Linked DNA regions of Homo sapiens: all the other regions are linked to region 1. Evidence: chromatin loops called from intact Hi-C (ENCODE). Cell type or tissue: IMR-90. All regions are shown on one strand. Links, peaks and the distances in the headings refer to the core of each region. The heading gives the core; the rest is flanking DNA.

Evidence for each region. Peaks named below come from ENCODE experiments on the same cell type or tissue, not always from the same donor. Only the 100,000 strongest peaks of a DNase experiment are listed, where the experiment ranks them.
Region 2: a loop joins it to region 1, with 3.0 times the contacts of the local background. A loop is called at or near these places in 15 of 110 quality-filtered maps.
Region 3: a loop joins it to region 1, with 4 times the contacts of the local background. A loop is called at or near these places in 10 of 110 quality-filtered maps.

What each region holds. Positions count from the first base shown.
Region 1 is chr3:11,377,209-11,380,761 of GRCh38, forward strand. It overlaps ATG7 (autophagy related 7), which reads left to right. Exons shown (of 21, transcript NM_001349232.2): 19 at 2,764-2,844. Among named protein-coding and RNA genes, the nearest start is that of ATG7, 110 kb to the left of the region's middle. In IMR-90, for the core only: a CTCF peak has its summit at 2,197; a DNase peak (open chromatin) is centred at 2,223; H3K27ac peaks cover 241 bases.
Region 2 is chr3:11,528,575-11,532,127 of GRCh38, forward strand. All of the region lies in intron 20 of ATG7 (autophagy related 7), which reads left to right. It also overlaps the pseudogene CSTBP1. Among named protein-coding and RNA genes, the nearest start is that of VGLL4, 110 kb to the right of the region's middle. In IMR-90, for the core only: a CTCF peak has its summit at 1,787; a DNase peak (open chromatin) is centred at 1,727; H3K27ac peaks cover 1,568 bases.
Region 3 is chr3:11,716,153-11,719,705 of GRCh38, forward strand. It overlaps a transcript of VGLL4 not described here. Among named protein-coding and RNA genes, the nearest start is that of VGLL4, 74 kb to the left of the region's middle. RefSeq lists a silencer at 2,906-3,553. In IMR-90, for the core only: no CTCF peak of the experiment used is centred there; no DNase peak of the experiment used is centred there; H3K4me3 peaks cover 1,009 bases; H3K27ac peaks cover 1,174 bases.

The DNA of each region.
Region 1 (3,553 bases), core at 712-3,211:
CCTGTCTTGAATTATCTAAAACTGGAATTATTTTGGTTAAATTGTGGGCCTTCTGATACAAACTTGGTGAATTTGAAAGTCCTCACACACATATTATTCTACTTCATTTTCTGGGAAAATAAATCTGTTTCCTAGTAAAGAACTGTCTGGGCCTGCTGAACGGTGGTGTGTGGACCCTCATTCAACCAATACCGTGCACGGCATCTTCTTTTTCTTCTATTCCTCGCCACCTGTGGTGGTGTTGTTGTTTTTCTTCTCTATTTCCTCTCTCCCTTTCTACCCCAACTGGATCTACTTTCTCCCTGTCCCTCAGCTTTACCTGCCCACCTCCAATGATAAGACAGTATCAGAGAAAATTACCAGTATTTGTGCAACATAAAGTAAGTTTGATGAAAACCATATTAGAGAAAACAGCATGCAGAAACCTTTCCATGAAACATAGATGGACACATGACTTGTAGGCTGTGTTAAAAAACTTTAATGGAAAAATATGCTAAATGTGATGAAGTTCTTTTCTAAGTAAACTTAATATAAAAGTAATTGGGGTATAGAGGAGACTCACTGTGAGTATTCTCAAGCCTGTAACTTCCAGAGCTCGTGAAGATTTCAGCATTCCCATTTGTGACTTGCTATTAAACTCTTTTCTGCTATTTTGATGTCTCCTATTTTGACGTCCTGAATAGCAAACTTATGACCCTGATTATGCCTCAGGTCATGGATTATGAAATGGTTACCACATTCCTGAGATGTTAGGAACTAAAAGGTTGTCATATTTTCATATGTTTATGATGAGGCTATCTAACTTATACCAGTTACCAATTTTTTTTTTTTTTTTTTGAGATGGAGTCTTACTCTGTCACTCAGGCTGGATCTCAGCTCACTGCAACCTCTGCCTCCCAGGATCAAGTGATTCTCCTGCCTCAGCCTCCCGAGGAGCTGGGATTACATGGGTGCACCACCACACCCGGCTAATTATTTTGTATTTTTAGCAGAGGTGGGGGTTTTGCCATGTTGTCCAGGCTGGTCTCAAACTCCTGACCTCAGGTGATCTGCCCGCCTCAGCCTCCCAAAGTGCTAGGAGTACAGACGTGAGCCACTGTGCCCTGCCAAATTTTTAAAATGTCTTTATCAATATGCTATGTGTTTTTTAATGCAATCCGAGATCAAGTGTTTGATAGAAATGATAAATTCGGGCTGGGCGCGGTGGCTCACGCCCGTAACCCCAGCACTTTGGGAGGCTGAGGCAGGCAGGTCACCTGAGGCCAGGAGTTCAAGATCAGCCTGGACAACATGGCAAAACCCCATCTCTACTAAAAATAGAAAAAACTTAGCTGGGTGTGGTGGTGGGCGCCTGTAATTCCAGCTACTCGGGAGGCTGAGGCAGGAGAATCACTTGAACCCAGGAGGCAGAGGTTGCGGTGAGCTGAGATCACACCACTGTACTCCAGCCTGGGCGACAGAGTGAGACTCCATCTCCAAAAAAAAAAAAAAAAAAAAAAAATTGCTGTAGGCATGTTTTTCCAGGTTTGATTTTTTTCCAGAGAGAAGTATGCACAAACAGTTAACACTGTTACAGTGTGAGCATCAGGATGGAGTTATCCAAAACTCAAAAGAAGCCTTTTTCTTTAAATAGTTTGTCAAATTGTTTGTTTTTCGGGGGGTGGGGGATTTGAGGGAGAGGGCATGGTGTTAATAGGATGGCTAAACGGTGGTGGATCGGGTCTTCTGTTCTGTTCAAGTGAGAGTGTTAAAGTTGTGAGAAGACCTAGTGTTGAAGACAAACGCTGTGGTATTCTGAGAGGGAGGGAAGCAGAGAAGCTCAGGCCGGGGGCAGGTTCACATCAGGAGGTCCATTTTTGAGTCTTGGCTCCATTACTTACTGTTTACCTGAGCCAAGTTGCCATTCTTCCTGAGCCTGAGGTTTTTCAACATAAAATGGGGAATTTGAAAGGTCAAATAAATTAATTCATAATATTTGTGTTGTCTGGTTTATTATAAACGTTGAGTCCTATGGAGAGTTTAGAGATGTTACCATTCATATTTTTATGATATATAGAACAGCTTAAAGCTCCCCCTTTGGTGTAAGTATAGTATATACAGGTATAATGTTCTGAATAAATTACTTCAGTTATAGTTTGTGAAACCTGATTATAGCTGATACTCTGGAAATGTAACTCAGTTGTAGTCCAGAATTTTATGCTCAAGGTGGTGCTGTTTCCCCATAAATCTGATGATGTTTTACATTTTATCTCTATCTGTTCCAAATCAAGCAAATAACTGGATATATGTCTAGGGCCATTTCGGCCTTCCACAGTCCCCCAAGCCATCTTTCCTTGTGAGACCCCACCCAAAATCATGTCATAGAAATGTGTATTTACCCCATATTCACTAGAACACATGTGGGAGCTTAAGAGTTGAGTATACCAGTGGACCTGTTCAACATTTTGGAAGACATTTGTTAAAAAATACTTTAGATACTACAGCTTGCTTTTTGTATTTTAGAGTCAGTTTGTTTTTAGGTCAGAAATATTTGAAAAGCTTGTAAGCCCTGGCTCCTAATGGAATAAAGGACCTAATATAGTTCTTCTGCAAACTGATTACGTTACAAGGGAAAATACTCATTTCGAACTTATTTTTGCTCATAATCTCTTTCCGGGCCGCCATATTAATCATTTCCTACTTGTTGTCAGAAACCAGACGTGCATTTCATAGATGTGGTCGTTGTGTGTTTGATGTGAATTGTTTTGTTTTGTTTGTTTTTAGATCCGGGGATTTCTTTCACGGTTTGATAATGTCCTTCCCGTCAGCCTGGCATTTGACAAATGTACAGCTTGTTCTTCCAAAGTAAGTCATTTTGTATTGGAGGGACTTGTTTTTAAAAGTGAGCGGGTCAGCATTTGACCGCAGCCTCACCAGCTGGAGCCCTTGAAACCAACTAAGGGCTTTTTGTGGGGGAAGGGTGGGGTCTAAACCCTCAGAAAGGACTTTGTTTTCATGGATCTGTATTCATTCTCACAGTGGTTTAAAACCAGCCTGAGAAAATGTGTAGGGAGACTGAGTTAAAATATTTCAACTCTGTATCAATACTTGCATCATGCTAATTTTGTCTTGAATTTGAACTTTACTGCTCTTTGTTCCTCCCCAGAGGGTTCCCTCCTAGCCAGGACCCTCATAGAGCAATTTTTTAAAGCGTTACTCTGAGGGTGAGGCGGCCCTGGCTATGCATCTTCTGCAGATCCACATAATTACAAAGAAAAAGTAAACAGAGATTAGGGGCCTGGATGGGGAGCCACTAAAAGGGCCCCTTCAGCTTTGATCTTTCCAGAAGCTCTAAAAATAGAGCTGGTATGTTAGCCATCGTAATGTGAAACGGCTGATATATCTCAAAACTACAGTGATGGCATCTCGTGTTTTAATAGGCTTTCGGATACCATCTGAGTGATTTTTACATGCACACTGTATGTGATAGCTGATTTCCTTTCAAGTGTTCCTTTCAGCCTTCTGCTGCCCAGCGACTTGACCTGGGCTTTTAAGGCTCATGATTGCTGATAAG
Region 2 (3,553 bases), core at 371-2,870, 150 kb after region 1:
CCAGCACTTTGGGAGGCTGAGGCAGGAAGATCCACAAGGTCAGGAGTTTGAGACCAGCCTGGCCAATATGGTGAAACCCCATCTCTACTAAAAATACAAAAATTAGCCGGGCATGGTGGTGCGCACCTGTAGTCCCAGCTACTCGGGAGGCTGAGGCAGGAGAATCACTTGAACCCAGGAGGCGGAGGTTGCAGTGAGCCGAGATGGTGCCATTGCACTCCAGCATGGGCGACAGAGCAAGACTCCATCTCAAAAAAAAAAAAAAAAAAAAAGTTAAAACAGCATTATGAGAATAAAATCACAATTCAGGGACACAGCAGAAGATAAGTCATAAATAAGATGTTGGACTCATGACTGCATATTCGGTCAGACTGTCAGCTGGAGGGAGAGAGGTACAGATAGGCTTTCTGCAGAATGGATGGGAACTGCAAAGGTGGGCCTGGAGGACATTTCAGGTAGAAGAAATACCATATGGAAGGCACTGTGGAAAAAAGGGGGCGGTACATTCAGGTGACAGTGGAAACTACACGTGTAGGTGGACAGGAGGGCATGGGAGGGGGACGGGGCAAGGAAGGCCTGGGAATGAAGAGGCTGAGGCTGACATCCTGGGGCACCTCCAAAGCCAGCCAGGTTGAAGAGTTGGGAGTTTGCTTTGTTTTTTAAGACTTAACAAATAAATATTTAAAGATAATATATAGCCCTTTTTGAAAGTAATTAAGATCATTGATTGGGAGGAAAAATCCAATAACATTTAGGAACCGTAACACAAGAGAAGCTGCTTGCCCCTCCTACCACAAGCAGTAAAGCCTATAGATGACATTGATTTTATGTTCCCAGATACGTGGCTTCAAACAGAGAATTGTTTTAAGTCTTAGTCATATGAATGAAGGGCCTTCTTCAAAATCAGGACTTAGAAATACAGCAGCTTGTCCTGTTGGCCTTGGGCTGGTAGTCAGATGAGGTCAAGGGCTTGTTTTCATGAGGGAGACTTGTTAAATACTTGGAAGTATACGATGTTATCAGCAACGTGAAGTTTGTCCCTGTGACCACCTGGCTCTTGAATACCACAGCCTTAAAAATAGGGAACTTCTTGATTTTTTTCTCATAATTGAGGCTTCACCTGGTTAGCAACGTCCTGGTCTCTTCAGTGGCAAGCATGGCAGGGGACACCCCACACGTCATCGTGGTAGCAGTGGGAGGGGACAGGGCAGAAAGGACCAGAGAGTTGATGTCTCTGCCCGAAGGTACCAAGGATGCTGAGATGGCTCTGTGCTCGTCAGCCCCTCAGGTGTTGGCTCTGTCACCTTTTGCTCCTTTGCCCTTTTCTTACTCACCCTAGCATGACCCATCTGCACCACCATCCTCTTGCCCAGGAGACAGGAGGGGCCCAGAGACTTCCTTCTCACTCCTTTTCTTTTGAAAGTGCATGTATGTGTTTTGGACAGAGGAGGACCTTCTACTTGGATCAGAGGTGTCGTTGGCTTTTTTGAGGACGCCTCTCGGTCTTGGCTGGAGGGTGGTGGTTGCAGGCAGGCCTGAGAACTGGATGACCCATGCAGAAAGAGCCAGCACAGATGTGTTATAATACCCTTCCCACCTCAGCAGACATGACTAAACAAACTCTGTCTGCTTTGAACAATTAAAGCATTTGTCAGAGCGGCTCCCAGAGAGAGCGAGGCCCTGCAAGCAGTGGCATGCTCTCAGAGGAAAGCAGTGTGTGTGCGGTGCGCGTGCAGTCCCTGTGCTGTTAGCAGGCTGCCTGGCCGTACTCCGAGAAGCACTCTGCATCGCCACCTTCTGCATTTAAACAGCCAGAATGACCTGAGCTTGGGTACAGGAGTGTAGCTTCCAGACTGTCTTTCATCAGTTTTGAGAAACTTGGATGCTGAATTGGGAAATGATGATTTGCTTTAAAGAAATGCAAGAAATGCAAAGATAAATACAAGAAAAACCCCAATTCTTTCCAGTCGGCACCCATTCCAGACTTGATGGTGAAATGAATCCCCTCCTCTGAGACCAACCGCTGTTGCCCTCCTGACCCCACCCTCCAGCAGTGACCCCCACTGAGCCAGTATCTTTCTCTCTTCAATCCTTCTTAATAATAAATAATAATTTCCACGTTCTACCTTTAAAATGAAGCCTGAGCCTGTAATCCCAGCACTTTGGGAGGCTGAGTCAGGCAGATCACTTGAGGTCAGGAGTTCGAGACCAGCCTGGTCAACATGGTGAAACCTTGTCTCTACTAAAAATACAAAAATTAGCCAGGCGTGATGGTGCACACCTGTAATCACAGCTACTTGGGAGGCTGAGGCAACGGTGTTGCTTGCCCCTGGGAGGCAGAGGTTGCAGTGAGCCAAGGTCACGCCACTGCACTCCAGCCTGGGTGACAGAGTGATACTCTATCTCGGAAAATAATAATAATAAAATGAAGACTGCCTTCCTCACTCACCGTGGTCCTGGCTAAGTGTCTGCTCACCACAGGACTATGGAGTCGGCAGAGCGGGCTTCTTGCCTCTCTGGCTGGTTGGCAGGGAAGGGCTGAGGCACAGAGAAGTTATTCTCCTGCCTGGTGCTGTCAGCAGTAGGTACAGAGTCAAGACTAAAACCCCGTTGTTCTGCCCCAGGTCTGGCAGTCTAGAAGAAGGGGGGGCTGTGCAGGGTACCCAGCCAAGGCAGAGTCCAGAGGAAGTCAAGGAAGAGTATGAATGTGAGTGTGGGGCAGGGAGCACTGTGCATTAGCCTGAGAGGTGGGGGGCACAGAGGAACAGGTCACTTAATGCTTGGCACTTAGGTCTGAGCCTGTTTATGAATGCACTGGGGTGCAACCCACCTGGCAAGGCAAAGCACCTTCCTGAGGTCCCACCACCCCCTGTGTGCCAGTCCATTACTGGCTGGCATTAGGGTGCTCACCTCTCTGTAGATTTCCTTAAGCCCAAGGGGCAATCACATGGTCCGCAAGTCTGCATATTGGTTTGCACTAAACTCTACCCTGACAACATACCATAAAAATGGTCTAGGCCAGGTGCAATGGCTCATGCCTATAATCCAGCACTTTGGGATGCCAAGGGAGTTGGATTGCCTGAGCCCAAGAGTTTGAGACCAGCCTGGGCAACATGGCAAAACCCTGTCTTTGCAAAAAATTAGCCAGGCATGATGGCACATGTCCGTAGTCCCAGCTACTCGGGAGGCTGAGGTGGGAGGATCACCTGAGCCCAGGAGGTTGAGGCTGCAGTGAGCCCAGATCCTACCACTGCACTTCAGCCTGGGTGACAAGAGTGAGACCCTGTCTCAGGAAAAAAAAAAAAAAAAAAAAAGTCTAATAACAGAGCAGCTAACATTTATTGAGTGCTTACTGTGTGCCAAGCACTGCGCTAAACACTTTGTTGGCATCATTTTATCAAATTTCTCCCAGAATCTTCTCTTAGAAAATGATTAGTTGTTTTGACTTAGAAACTAAAATATTGGATTTTATTCCTCCTCCTCCTCTTCCTCCTCTCCCCTCCGCCCCACACGCCACCCTGTAAGGGACTGTGGGGCGCTGCAGGGCTGGGGT
Region 3 (3,553 bases), core at 371-2,870, 340 kb after region 1:
TTAGCCAGGTGTGGTGGTGGGTGCCTGTAATCCCAGCTACTCGGGAGGCTGAGGCAGGAGAATCACTTGAAACCGGAAGGTGGAAGTTGCAGTGAGCTGAGATCGCGCCACTGCACTCCAGCCTGGGCAACAAGAGTGAAACTCTGTCTCAAAAAAAAAAAAAAAAAAGCACAAAAATATATAAAAACATGTTACTAAATAGACTGCAAAAAGCACACTTGTTTACAGCATGAGAGCTCAAACAAGAAGGCAGGGTAGTGCCTTGTCTGAGCTCTACTGGGAACATGTGCATTGGGAGGCTCAAATTTTTCCCCATACTGCACATGTCCACAAATGTCGAAGAAAGTGTCAGAGGCATTGATTTGGGGCTTACAAATAAATTTTAGTGAGTAGACAAATTTATAAACATGGAACCACGAAAAATGAGGATCGACTATATCTGGCTATTAGACCTGAGGCATGAGACACAGAAAGTACATTCTACAAAGTTTTCTCTCTTTGCAAAAGTGCTATTATTCTGTATTTCAAGAAGGTATAATTGTTCTGGTTTTAGCACCTCCTACATTCCTTTTCCTACCTTGGCAGTTTGTATCTGCCAAATCTTGCATCAAGATTTTGCAATCTAGTTCTTATGATACTGGGTTTTTTTTTGCGGGGGGGTGGTTTATGTGGACAGATCCTAAATGCTACAGATTAGCAGCATTCACTTTACTCTTCTATTAAACACCCACCCATAGCTTCATTAACTTTAGGTGAGTTCCCTGAAAGAAGCACAAATGAGCCTCAGTTAACATACCTCGAAGAAATTTCTTAACTCACACACACAAAAAACTTTCTCTTTCACCAGGTTCTCATAGCTGCAACAGCTCATCTCACACAAGCAATAAGCAGACACATTGGTATGTTAAAATCACCACACCAAAACAAGAAGGCAATACCCTGCCTTCTTGTTTGAGCTCTCATGCTGTAAACAACTGTGCTTTTTGCAGTCTATTTAGTAACATGTTTTTATATATTTTTGTGCTTTTTTTTTTTTTGAGACGGAGTTTCACAATTTCAGTGACGTTAAAATTTTCCCGTGTATTTTATTTTTCCTTCCTGAGCTTACAACTTTTAGTACTTTTGTTAGGTCATGTTCAAAGTTACAAAACAACTTTTATTGTTAACCTACTCATTATTTTACTAAGGCAAATTAAAAGCTGCACAGCAAAACTCTCCAAGACAGATACCTAGAAGAGACACGAAATAAACTCTCCCTTTGGATTTGTTTTGGCAACCACCAGAGACTGGTAACAGGGCTGCCTCCATAAGGAGTTAAGAGGAATTTCCCACTACAGATTTTTTTTTTTTTTTTTTTTTTTTGGTACAGTTGGGAGCCGGGAGTCTCTCTGTTGTCCAGGCTGGTCTGGAACTCCTGGCCTCAAGCGATCCTCTTATCTCAGCCTCCCAAAGTTCTGGGATTACATAGGTGAAACACCGCGCCCGGCCCAGAACATTTAAAAGTGAAAGTTTTTACATAATTATCATGTCTGTAAGAAGTGTTAAAATCTTCAGATAAAGTCATAATTTTAAATCAGTTGGGGGATAGCAGTAACAACTGTGTTTATGTAGCTCTTTCAAAGCTTCAAAGAATTTATAAATAACACAAAATACTTTCAAAGCACATTATTCTCTGTAATTCCTGAAACTCTGTGATGTATTGGAACTAATATTACCACCCTTTTACAAAGGAAAATAAGATACAAAGTTTGAGTACGAGTAACATTTCTGGTCATAAATCTAGTCAGTGACACTGATAGGACTAGAACTCAAGTCTCCAGAAATAATAACCCAGAGCTGTTTTTACTACAACATTCACAGTTTTGGAATGTAGTCCATAGTTATTTATAGCAGAATTATCTTCTTAATTGTATTGTGTTTTGGTCAACATAAAAATTAGTTTGCATTCACTTCCAAATGGAAAGCAAAGGCAGGCTGCCCAGAAGTGTGAAAAAACGGTGGCCGGGGAAATTAGCCTGGGATTAAAATTTTGCCAAAGTTAAACAACGAATTGAAGGGTTTACATCATTTCCACCGTGGGGGAGATGACTTTTCAGGCCAGATGTAACAGGAAATACAAGAAAAAATTCAAAACTGTCTTGAGTGTAAGACAAGAAACTTCTGAATCAAGTATTTCTAAATCCTTTATTTAAATTGAGAGCATTGGGACTTAGAGATAATAAATAACTTGTCCCAAGATCACACCACAGGGACAGCTTTACTGCTCCGACCCCAAAGGTCTCCTTAAACTGCCCACTCTACTCCCTCCCAGTCATGCGCAGACTCTTCATTAGATGCAAGCAGGAAACAATGAACAGTACAAGTCCGTGGACTCAGCGAGTAGAGAAAGAGTTAAAGTTTGGTATGCTAACATGGTATGCAAAACTGACCTTCAAATCCTAATAGGCAAATTAATTTTTTTTTTGTCTTTGACTATTTAGAGGAAACAACTGCCAGACTCCTTCTGAGTAGAGGTAGGCTTGGGTATAGAACAAGATATTAAAACTCCACAAACTGGGAGACAGTGCCTTTCAAAGAGAGGGCAACCAGCTGTTGATAAAACCCAGCAGAACCGCCTCCACTTCCCCACACCCCTACCCTCCCGCGCCAGGCTGCTGGTTCTTATTAATCACAGAGAAGGGACTACAACTAGCAAACATACAGCACCGACGATCAAAGTGAAACCGATTTTTTAATCATCTAACTTAAACAGACGAACACATGCCAGCAACGTACATAAATACGAATAGCCCCAGCAAGCACTGTCTTCATAACCTAAGACAGTTAAATGTCTCAGGGTGATGAATCAAAGGAGACTTCAAGCAAAACAAAAAGCGAACAGCCCTGTGCTCTTCCGCGAGGCCTGCACTGGGTGCAGGGAGAGTGTGCAGTCCTGTTTTGGGGACCGGGCAGGAAGCACAGGAAGAGTACGGTGCCCCTTCCCGCAGTCCACATCACAGCCCTCCCTGAGGCCGGCGGGGACCGCGGGGTGCCAGGCGCGGGCCTCCTCGCCCGCCCCGAGCCTCCGACTCCCAGGACGTCCTCCGGGAGCCTAGGCGCTTCCGCTCCCACCGGCGCCTCCCGAGCGGCCCGGCAAGGACCCGCCACCTCCTCCCTCCCGCAGGGCATCCCGGTTCTGCTCCGACAGCCCACCCCAAGGCCCCTCTCAGGCCAGCCCTCGCCCAGCCCGGGTCCCGCCCCGCCGACCGGGTCAACCGCACTCACCGCCCGGCGGCTCTGGGCGCGCCCGCCTGGGGCCGGCCTGGCCCTGCGGGGGACCCAGGGGCGGGGACGGGACCTGGGCACGCGGGGCGCACCCCGAGGGCGCGCAGACGCACAGGCGGGCTCGCGCCCGAGCCCCCGCACGGGCCCCCGCCAAACACGCACACGCACACGCACGCGCGGACCGGGCCGGCGGACGGGAGCGCGGGAGCGCGAGGAATCCCTGGAATGAGGCACCGGCCAACCTGAGCCGGGCTCCGCCAGGCCAGCCAGGCCACGCCCTCGGTCACGC